Linked DNA regions of Homo sapiens: regions 1, 3 and 4 are each linked to region 2. A link is a contact called in ENCODE Hi-C or POLR2A ChIA-PET data. All regions are on one chromosome and are shown on one strand. The core of a region is the stretch at or near the end of the contact, and the rest is flanking DNA. Distances in the headings are between cores, read along the strand shown. Region 1 holds the start of C1GALT1C1 (C1GALT1 specific chaperone 1). Region 2 has its middle 110 kb from the start of GLUD2. Region 3 has its middle 35 kb from the start of LAMP2. Region 4 has its middle 17 kb from the start of LAMP2.

Evidence for each region. A loop is a pair of places that touch in the nucleus more often than their neighbours do. ChIA-PET counts read pairs that join two places held with the same protein, here RNA polymerase II (POLR2A). Pooled maps may share reads with other maps.
Region 1: a pooled map shows a loop between it and region 2 (6-fold over the local background). The contact joins the promoter of C1GALT1C1 here to the enhancer-like site in region 2. A Hi-C loop is called at or near these places in 2 of 37 single-sample maps with no recorded cell type and 5 of 50 pooled maps.
Region 3: a loop to region 2 is called in a map with no recorded cell type, with 4 times the contacts of the local background. The contact joins two enhancer-like sites. A Hi-C loop is called at or near these places in 2 of 37 single-sample maps with no recorded cell type and 5 of 50 pooled maps. POLR2A ChIA-PET finds 5 or more read pairs at or near these places in 1 of 52 experiments (OCI-LY7).
Region 4: a pooled map shows a loop between it and region 2 (4-fold over the local background). The contact joins two enhancer-like sites. A Hi-C loop is called at or near these places in 3 of 37 single-sample maps with no recorded cell type and 7 of 50 pooled maps.

What each region holds. Positions count from the first base shown.
Region 1 is chrX:120,628,648-120,631,347 of GRCh38, reverse strand. It overlaps C1GALT1C1 (C1GALT1 specific chaperone 1), which reads left to right and starts at 1,294. Exons shown (of 2, transcript NM_001011551.3): 1 at 1,294-1,431. RefSeq lists a silencer at 1,057-1,326 and an enhancer at 986-1,913.
Region 2 is chrX:121,160,199-121,162,898 of GRCh38, reverse strand. No RefSeq gene overlaps it. Among named protein-coding and RNA genes, the nearest start is that of GLUD2, 110 kb to the right of the region's middle. RefSeq lists an enhancer at 1,274-1,523. Within about 2 kb of position 1,323, at least 2 of the 41 ENCODE cell types and tissues checked have a DNase peak (open chromatin) inside an H3K27ac peak, as active enhancers do.
Region 3 is chrX:120,503,410-120,506,109 of GRCh38, reverse strand. It overlaps the pseudogene RNU7-86P and the pseudogene LOC124900489. Among named protein-coding and RNA genes, the nearest start is that of LAMP2, 35 kb to the right of the region's middle. Within about 2 kb of position 1,354, at least 2 of the 41 ENCODE cell types and tissues checked have a DNase peak (open chromatin) inside an H3K27ac peak, as active enhancers do.
Region 4 is chrX:120,484,490-120,487,189 of GRCh38, reverse strand. No RefSeq gene overlaps it. Among named protein-coding and RNA genes, the nearest start is that of LAMP2, 17 kb to the right of the region's middle. Within about 2 kb of position 1,394, at least 39 of the 41 ENCODE cell types and tissues checked have a DNase peak (open chromatin) inside an H3K27ac peak, as active enhancers do.

The sequences.
Region 1 (2,700 bases), core at 45-2,544, 530 kb after region 2:
GCACTCCAGCCTGGGCAAAAAGAACGAAACTCGGTCTCAAAAAAAAAAAAAAAAAAAAGAGACACATCAAATATTTCGTGGAAAGAGAGCTCTGCACTCTTAATTAGAAGACCTGGGGGCCGTGCGCAGTGGCTCAAGCCTGTAATCCCAGCACTTTGGGAGGCCGAGGCGGGTGGATCACCTGAGGTCAGGAATTCAAGACCAGCCTGGCCAACCCCGTCTCTACTAATAATACAAAAATTAGCCGGGCGTGGTGGCGGGCGTCTGTAATCCCAGCTGCTAGGGAGGCTGAGGTAGAAGAATCGCTTGAACCCGGGAGGCAGAGGTTGCAGTGAGCCGAGATCGTGCCATTGCACTCCAGCCTGGGCAACAAGAGTGAAACTCCGTCTCAAAAAAAAAAAAAAAAGAGACCTGGATTCCAGTCCCACCTCTGCCATTAACTTGCTGTGTGGACTTTTGAAATTTCCTTATCCTTTTTAGGCCTGGTTCCTCAGCTGTAGTTCTAATATTCATTAATTCCACTAATATTTACTGTCCACTGCGTGCTGGCACTGTGGTTAAGTACTAGAAATACTGGGGTGAATAATAACAGCCAGTACTTTTTAGTAAATGCTTACTCTAGGCTTGAAATTTTGCTAAGGGAGTCATATGCACTATCTCATCTAATTTTCTATGAAATAGGCACTACTGTGACATTTTCTGTACTTTACAAATGAGGGAACTGAGGCACAGCGAGGTGAAATAACTTTCCTGGGATATCAAAAGGTGTGGTGAAGACAGGATTGGATTCCAGGCAGTGGGGCTTCAGATCTCATTCCAGTAATAATAGGAAACCGTTGGTGTCATAATTACGTGACTATTTCAGTGGCTTGCGTTTTGGTCTCAGCCCAGGAGTACTGGGGGGGTGGGCAATATGAGGGTTCAAGGACGCAGGGGTACATCAGAGAAACCATCAAGAGGTCTGATAAAAAGCGACACCGGGAGCAAGAATCTCTCGCTCTCGCAATTTCCATGCCAGGAAGGTGAAATGGGAGGTGTCAGCGAGTCGTACGCACGGCCTCTTCTCTGGACGCCCGTTGGGTAAAGGAGAGCGTCCGGGTCACGCAGGCCTATAGCAAGTCTCTGAACTCGGCAGGGGGCGGGGAGAAAGGGCACGCAGTGTGCGCGCAGCGGGCGCGCCGGCCCTTCCGACGCCTGCGCGGGCGGGCAAACGGACGGCTCCGCCCAGCCGCCGGCTCCTTTACCCCGCCCCACTACCCCCGCCTTCGCGGCGCTCGTTTCCTGGCGCTCCCCACCTTTAGCGAGACCAACGAGAGAACACCGCCTGCAGCTAGAACAGCCTGGTCAGGAGCGTAACGGAGTGGTGCGCCAACGTGAGAGGAAACCCGTGCGCGGCTGCGCTTTCCTGTCCCCAAGCCGTTCTAGACGCGGGTGAGTGGCGGGGCCTCGACCCCCACCCCAAGCGCACCCTGACTCCCCTCCCTCTCTTGGGGGAGGCCTGGGCCCCAGCCCTCTCCCAGCATGCTCCACGCGGGATGCTTGGGCAGGTGCAGCGGGAGGATTGTCAGCACAGGAGACCGAGAGTCTTCTTCCTGGGGGCGCTCTCTTGGTCCCTCAGAGGGATATCGAGGTTACCATGTCCTCCCTCTCACTTCTCTTCCCTATTTCGTCTTCGTTTTCCGTACTTCACCCCAACTACCTTCACCCAAAAAGGTTCATCTAAAAACCATTGGGGTAGTTTCTGTTTCATTTGTGCTCGTGTGCAGTTTTGTTTCCTTCTGCACAAAGTATCCTATCATATGCATCCCTAGTGTTATATTTTTTGCCTCTGTGATGGGGAAAAAATCTCCTTAGAATAATTTTTGCAAATTATTTTATTTAAAATGTGTAGACTTACTGAGTTTTGATCACTATTTTTGCAGCCAGGAGTAGGATCACCATCAGGAAGAATTCTGACACATATGCCATAATTGAGCAAAGAAACATGTGAATTATGTATTGGCCAGAAATAATGAAAACTGCGTGACATGAAATACAAAAATCCTATATAAATTAATCTTAGAGTGCACCTGACAATTCTTTTTCTTTTTTCTTTCTTTCTTTCTTTTTTTTTTTTGAAACAGAGTCTCGCTCTTGTTGCCCAGGCCGGAGTGCTGTGGTGCGATCTTGGCTCACTGCCTGCAACCTCCGCCTCCCGGGTTCAAGCAATTCTCCTGCCTCAGCCTCCTGAGTAGCTGGGATTACAGTCATATGCCACCATGCCCGGCTAATTTTTGTATTTTTAGTCGAGACAGGGTCTCACCATGTTGGCCAGGCTGGTCTTGAACTCCCTACCTCAGGTGATCCACCTGCCTCGGCCTCCCAAAGTGCTGGGATTACAGGCGTGAGCCACCGCACACAGCCGACAATTCTAATATTATGCCGAGCTTGTTTTCTGTCACTTCTCTTCTTGGAACTGTGTTTATTGACCAAGTTCTGTGAGTGACACAGGAAAGTCTTCCTGCCTCTTGCCCCACCCACCGCTCAGAAATTACATCTGCCAAGCTATTCCACACCTTGTCTTTCTGGTAGAAGTCAAAATTCCATTTCCTCTAGCAGAAAACCACAGGAGTGGTTTCCTTGTAGCAATATGGTGCTGTTGGGTGCAAAATATCAGTTATGGTCAACAGATCCCACTTTTTTCCCATTTGTATGAAAACA
Region 2 (2,700 bases), core at 74-2,573:
GCTCTAATATTAAAAAAAAAAAAAAACTGAACAAGTTGTTACACACACACACACACACACACACACACACACACACACACACGGATAAAAGGAAGAATCCATCTGGAGCATGGTCGAACAGCCAGTCAGAACAGGTCTGCAGAGAAGCACTGTAGGGAAATAATGCTGCAGCTGAGAATGATGATAGATAACGATCGTTGAGGGGTTACAATATGTTAAACAAAAGTTGTTTATATGTGTTTACTTGTCAAGACTCACAACAAATCTATGGGGTAAATGTTTTTATCATCCTTTATCAGCCCATTTTATAGATGTGGATAATAGGCACAGAGTGACTAAATAACTTGCCCAAAGTTATGTAGCTGGCAAATGGCCGAACTGAAATTCAAACACTGACACTATTAGTCACACACAAACCCAACATCAGTTGATATCCTGAAGGAGACCAAGGCAGGGCGAGACACAAATCACTGAGAACACCCAATTGTGCTCAGTACTACTCTGGTCTTATGTAACAAAGTCATCATACATGTGCGAACTCTGGAACCAGACAGATCTATGTTCAAATTCTTGTTCCACTGCGTACAAGCTGGGGCTGTGTGATCTTGAGCAAGACACTGAATTACTCTGGGCCCCAAGTTGCTCAATGTTGTCTTGAGAAGTAGACATCGTGGGTACAAATCACCTAGCACCTTTTCACATAGCAAGCTTTCAACAAACAATATTATTGTTGATACTTTAATAGTTCAAATTGTGGTATCCATTACCTACCTCCCATCCCAATTTAGAAATTAACATCATCCCCATAGCACAGAAAAGGACACAAATAGACTAAGTAATTTACACAGAACTGACAGCAGGTCAGCCCAGGGCAGGAAGTCAAATCCAAAATTTCCCAGTGTCCAATTTAATCATTTGCAACTTTCAGCTACCTCTGCCAAATTCTCAAATTGTTCCTCTTCCTAAGTCTGTCTTTCTCACCCAAAGAAGAACGTGAGCACTTGTAACCAATGTCAGATTAAGATTAGAAAGATTTTCTGAGTGACAGGACAATCCTCTTGCATTTTCTGGGGGAGATTGGTTCCTGCCAACCAACTGGCAGGAAAAAAAAGGTGACAGCAAGCCGCATAAGTACAAGTATCAGTGGGTGGAGAATGTCAGAAACAAAGAAAACTCTTTAAAATGTTAAATGCAAACTCATTTACTGGTGGCCATAGATAAGATGGCAGAGTTTACTATTGACAGGGACTGTGACAGTGATGAATGAAACCATTCTGGAACTGTGAAGGAAAGTGGCCTGCTGTGAAGGGGGGAAGACATCTGAAGAGGAGCGGGAGGATGCTGTAGGCGGAGGAACAGGAAGAGAACCAGAACTAGTTATGTGTGGGCTGAGGCATTTTCAGTGGCAGAACAAAAAATATAGAAATAATGTTGCTTCTGGTACTTAAAAACCCCCAGGCAGGCATCAATTCCCACCCACCCCTAGTCCCCCACACTAAAATCAGGGACACTATGGCTTCAAAGGGAGAATGAGGGGGAAGGGATAAATGGGTAAGATGCATTTCTACAAATGAAATTAAAGAAAGTCAGTTATCAAATTCCAAAAGGAAGAAAAGGATCCCAAGACAGGGCCAGTATAATGGATGATGTAATCTGCGAACACACAAACGACTATCTCTCAGCACTTAAGGACTATTATAGAAGGACTAGAGGAGTTGGAAAGTCATTGTTCTGAGTTCTTTTCACTTCTCAGTTAAAAGACAACGTGCTGCCAGAAATAAACCAAGTCTGAGTCATAGGTGAAATTGAAAGAAAGTGTTGAAATGAACGGTGAGTTATGGAAATGGGTTTATTTCTCATAAATGAAAATAAAGAATTTTGGTTCACCACATTTCTTTAAAAACTATTGGGGAGAAAGAGAACTCTGCACACTACTTTTTTCAATATTTGACTATTTTAGTGAATATAACCATGTGTTTTAAGTTCACTTTCCCTCAACACAGCTTCGGTATTCATGTTCCTCAAGCAAAGTTGCATTATGTCCTCTGAAATACTCTCATGCACACTGCAAGCATTTATTTGGCTCCTACTGGGTGATAAACATGGATAGTTGGAGAGACCATATCAACAGGCATGAAGCTCGTAAATCCTAATTAAAAGGTGAAGTCTCCACTGTAGGCAAGTTAAAAATAAAAGAGGCCCTAGGGCTGAATGTCAAATATAAGAGAAGGCAACTCTAAAAACCAAGGTAATTTTCATTGACTAGAGTGGTCATGGAACATGTAAGAGAAGATGAGCCTTTAGGAATAGGTCAGATTTCTAGAGAGAGGGGGGAAAAAAGGAGAAAGACTATTTCAAGATGTGAAGGTCCTTCTACCACAAAATTTTCTTTTTGACTGAAAAATTCCTATCTTGCCAAATTAAAAGAAAAATATCCAAAAGTTCAAGTTTCCTAGGCTTTTCAAAACTCCTTTTAATAGCTTTATTATCTGCCATTTTTCACCTTTTTAAAATTCAAAAATCCATTTCTTGGCTCTTAATCTTTTGTTAACTTAAGTAGTCCTCAAATCTAAGCATGTATCTGAATCTCGTGTTTAGCTTATTAAACAGGCAGCTGCTATATGGTCTCTGATTTCAGCCCAAGCAGGTACCTGTCTGGGTGAATTCTGTGGCAGATTTTCAAGGAGGGCCAGATTTTGA
Region 3 (2,700 bases), core at 105-2,604, 660 kb after region 2:
ACTCAGTGTAATTGGATTGTTTATTAACTCAGTGGATACATGCTTGAGGGGATGGATACCTCGTTCTCCGTGGTGTGCTTATTTCACATTGCGTGCCTGTATCAAAACATCTCATGTACCCATAAATATACACACCTACTTTGTACCCACAAACATTTAAAAAAAAGAATAAAAGGAATGCTGTAAACAACTTTATGCTCATAAATTCAACAACATAGAAGAACCAATTCTACAAACTATAGGCCACAAACCACAAAAATCACAAATGATCAAAACTGAACCAATATAATCGGAATAGTCCTATAACCATTAAATAAATTGGGTTTATAACTATAAAGCTCTCAAAAAAATAAATCTCCAGGCCCATGTGGTTTTACTGAGAATTCTACCAAACATTTGAAAAAGATTTTACACAATCTCTTCCAGAAAATGAGAAGGAAACACTTCCCAACTCATTTTATAAGGCGATTATTAACCTGATACAAAATTCTAAGACAGTATCGGAAGGAAGGAAGGAAGAGAGGGAGGGAGGGAGGGAAAGGGAAGGAGGGAGGAGAAGGGAAGGGGGAGGGAGGAAGGAAGGGAGGAAGGAGGGAGGGAAGGAAAGGAAGGAAGGAAAGGAAGGAAGGAAGGGAGGGAGGAAGGAAGGAAGGAAAGAAGAAAGGAAGGAAGGGAGGGAGGAAGGGAGGGAGGAAGGAGCCACAGACCAGTATCTTTTGTGAACATAGGCACAAAAACTACTCCACAAAATATTAGCAAATAAAATATAATATTTTATATAAACGACTATACACCATGATCAAGTAGGATTTATTCCAGGTGTTTGTACTTGTCAGGGTTCTCTAGAGAAACAGAACCAGTAGGAGATGAAAAAGAGAGAGAGAGACACACACAAGGAATTGAGGAATAGGCTCATGGAATTATGGAGGCTGAGAAGTCCCATGATCTGTCATCTGTAAGCTGGAAACCCAGGAAAACTGTTAGTATAATTTAGTCTGAGCTTGAAAGTTTGAGAACCAGGAAGCCAGTGGTATAAATCCCAGCCAAAGGGCTGGAGAAGATGAGATGAGATGTCTCAATTCAGGCAAGCAAACAGGAAGCAAAAAGGGCAGTTTTCTTCTTTTTCCACCTCTTGTTCTATTCAGGCCCTCAGTGAATTGGATCATGCTCACCCACATCAGGGCAGGCAATCTACTTATTGAGTTCACTGATTCAAATGATAACCTCACCTGGAAACATCCTCACAGACCCAGAAATAATGTTTAATCTAAGCACCCATGGCCAGTCAAGTTGAGACATAAAATTAGCCATCACAGTACAGGCATACCTGGGAAATGACGCAGGTTCAGTTCCAGACCATCACAATAAAGCAAATATTGCAATAAAGTGAGTCACAAAAAGAAAAAGTCAGTGTTACAGCTTTTAGAATTTGTCTAGCAGGTTTTCTGGAAAACCTTCACAAAAAAAGGAGAAAGAGTGCATATAAAATGCTTATGTTGATACCATACTGTAGTCTATTAAGTGTGCAATAGCATTATGTCTATAAAACAATGTACATACTTTAAAAATATTTTATTGTTAAAACATGCTATCACAGAGACACAAAGTGAGCACATGCTGTTGGAAAAATGGTACTGATAGACTTGCTTAATGCAGGGTTGCTACAAATCTTCAATTTGTAAAAAACATAATATCTGCAAAGCACAGTAAAACAATGTATGCCTGTAGTCAAGCGTGGTTCAATACTCAAAAACCAATGTAATTCACCATATCGATAGGCTCAAGAAAGAAAATCATATTATCATATTCATTGACACAGAGAAAACATTTGACAAAATCCAACACCCATTTATATTTAAAAAAAAAAAAACCTTTCAGCAAGTTAGCATGATAGGGGAACTACCTTAACTTGATAAAAGGCATCTACAAAAACCCTACAACTAACATCACAGTTAATGGTGAAAGAGTAACTGGCTTCCACCTGTTTAGAAACCAGGCATGGATGTTCACTCTCATCACTCATTCAACATAGTACTGGAAACACAACACAATAAGACAAGAAAAAGAAATAAAAAGAACACCGATTAGAAAGGAAGAATAAATCTGTCCTTACCTGAAGATGGCATGCTTTTCTATATAGAAAAGCCTAATGAATCTACCAAGCAAATAAACAACAAAAATCCTCTACAACTAATAGGTGAGCTTGAAAGTTTGCAGGATTCAAGATTAACGTGCAAAAGCCAAATGTATTTCTATATATTAACAGAGAGCATGTGGAAACCAAAATGAAAAACACTATACCATTTATAATTGTTCCAAAGAACAGTACATACTTAGATATAAACTTAACAAAACACATACAGGATCTGTATGGTGAAAATTACAAAATACTAATGAAAGAGATCAAAGAAGACTGAAATAAATGGAGTGCCATAGCATATTTATGGATTAGAATACACAACATAGTAAAGATAGCAATTCTTCCCAAACTGATCTATAGATGTAATGCAATTCCTATCAAAATCCCAGCTAGGCTTTTTGTAGAAATAAACAAGCTTATTCTTGAAAAAGAAGAATAAAGTGGGAGGAATTACTGTATTTGATATTAAGCCCTAATATGTAGTTACAGTAATAAAGACCGTGTGATATTGGTGGAAATATAGACATACAGATCAATGCAACAGAAGAAAGAACGCATCT
Region 4 (2,700 bases), core at 145-2,644, 680 kb after region 2:
CCCCAAATTACTCTCCTTCTACTCCTCCCTTGCTGACCCTGATTCACTCAGGAACTCTGTGAGAAAGCCGAGGCTCAGAGAAAGTGAGGAATTCAACTTAGCTCACACAGCTGGTATATGGCAGTTTCCGTTCAGACCGACGTTGGCCTGACCCCTTAGCCAGGGTTCCTGACCCCTGTGCCGGGCTATCTCCTACGGGGCTATGATCACTTGTTTTCTTTCTTTTTTTCTTTTCTTTTTTGAAGAATAGTGGCTTTGTGTTTTCTTCGGTGTCAGGGCAATAGTAAATCAAATATTAACTAAACATCCTCAGGAAAACTTTGCAAGTAAAACCACGTGCCTATATTTACAGAAATTAAAGGCTTTAAAATAAATGGCAGTTAAATTACGAAATTGGGCAATAGATGTGATTTTTTTTCTCTACTCGGTGATGTAGATAAAAGAAACACATTTTGTATTTTTATCAGTTACTTAATCTTAGTTATCATGTATTAATCTTCTGAATGTGCTTCTTTTAAACAACTTTATTGAGGCATCAGTGACATATAATAAACTACATATATTTAAAGTGTACTATTTATTTGTTTTTAGGAAACTTCGCTAGCAGAAATAAAGTGTCCAATTAATTAAATTTTGACAAGTGCACATGTGAAACAATTGTGTTTATGCCAATCAAAGTCATTTATAGCTACAGCGGCACCCACAGACATGCCAACCCAGGACAGGTACTAAGCCTAGTGGCTTTGGTGCAGGTTCATGCTCGCATAAAGGCCACCAGATGAGTAGGTTCGCTGAAGAAAGACTTCAAAGCACCTACTGCCAGCTACTGCCAGCGAAGTCCGAAGCGCCACCTTTAGACATAAAAGGGCAGCACTTCATCGTTCTTTTCGCGCAGAGGCCACAATTAACTGGCAAGGATTGCAAGCTACTCCTGGCGCCAAAGCCAAGAATAGAGCTGTATCCAACTGTAAAAACAAACTGCATTTAAAGCTGAGGCCTCCAGGGGGAGAAAGGTCCTGGAGGAATGCCTAGAAAGCTGCCAAGCCGCCGGAGTCACTAGCTCAAAGTACAATAGTGGCTTTGCTGAACAAGGTCGCCTTGACCGCTGGCAGCGAGTGCGGCCTTTCACAGCTGCAGCCGGCCCCCAAAACGTACCAAACGCAAGAGACACAAAAGGCCAATGTTTCGCCCTGATCGCTGTGTTCCTGGTCCGCAACCCAGACCCACGTGCCTGAAGGCGCGCCAGCCGGGCCCAGTTGCCCCTCCTTCCGCCACCTTCTCAGTGCTCCGCCCAGTAGGGAAACCGAAGGATTGATTAAAACCGACCCTCCTCTTCCCTTTAACAAGACCAAAAGTGGGTGGAGAGGGAAGGGAAGTCTAAACGCGTCTGATTAGTTTCGTTTTTATTAAAATCTTCACGTGATTGCCGTACTCTTGACTCAGCGATTTCTCCAAACGGCCTCCTTGAATTTATTGGTTTGTCATCACCGCCTTCATCTTTTCTTGTACAGTCCTACCTACCAGTTTTGAACATTTAAACGGAATTCCTCCATTCAATACAAAGAACAAATACATTTTAAACCTTTAAAAATGAAGATCAAGATTTGATTTCTAAAAATTCAATTTAGTCAATTCATTTAGCCAAATTCATTTCAAGCCCACAAATGACAAGATATGGGTTTTAAATAACCACTTGACATGAGGCTCCTCCCTCATTTCCCACAGAAGGAACTGCCACACATTTTCTTAAAAGGACCATCAGTTTTTCTCACTCTTCTACCTTGGTTCCCGAGCAGTGGGACCACAGGTATGCACCAACACGTCCAGCTATTTTGTGCATTTTTTTTGTAGAGACGGGGTTTTGCTATGTTTCCCACACTGGTCTTGAACTCCTGGGTTCATGCGATCCTACTGCCTTGGCCTCCCAAAGTGCTGGGATTGCAGGCGTGAGCCACCGCGCCTAGCTACTTAGCAATTTTCATTCCACAACATATTGTAATGAACTGTAGTTACCATGTTGTATAATAGATCTTATAGATTCGTTCTTAAGCAAATGAGTGATTAGATTAAAAACTTGATAAACAGTTGTCCTGGAATTTTTTCTCCCTCAATAGTGACAACTCAATAGTCACCTCAATAGTGACAATTCTGGAAAGTTTTGTGCAAATCAAATTTTAAAAAATCAAACCTGGATTTTGTTTTTAAAGTTTACTTTAATCTTTTTTAAAATTTTATTTTATTTTGTTTCGAGACAGAGTCTCACTCAGTCACCCAGGTTGGAGTGCAGTGGTGCGATCTCGGCTCACTGCAACCTCTGCCTCCTGGGTTCGAGCGATTCTCCTGCCTCAGCCTCCGGAGTAGCTGGGATTACAGGTGCACCACCACACCTGGTTATTTTCAGTAGAGATGGGTTTTCACCATGTTGGCCAGGCTGGTCTCCAACTCCTGACCTCAAATGATCTTCCCCACCTTGGCCTCCAAAGTGCTGGGATTACAGGCATGAGCTACCGGGCCTGGCCATATATTAATCTTTACAATAAAAATAATACACTCCCATTATAGAAAATGTAGACAGACAATTCAAAAGAATAAAAGGAAATTATTTACAATCTTTACACTCAGAAACAATCTGTTAATAATTTGGTGTCTTTCCTTCCAGTATTCTTATTATGGATTTTGTTTGTTTTTCCTTTTTTTAAT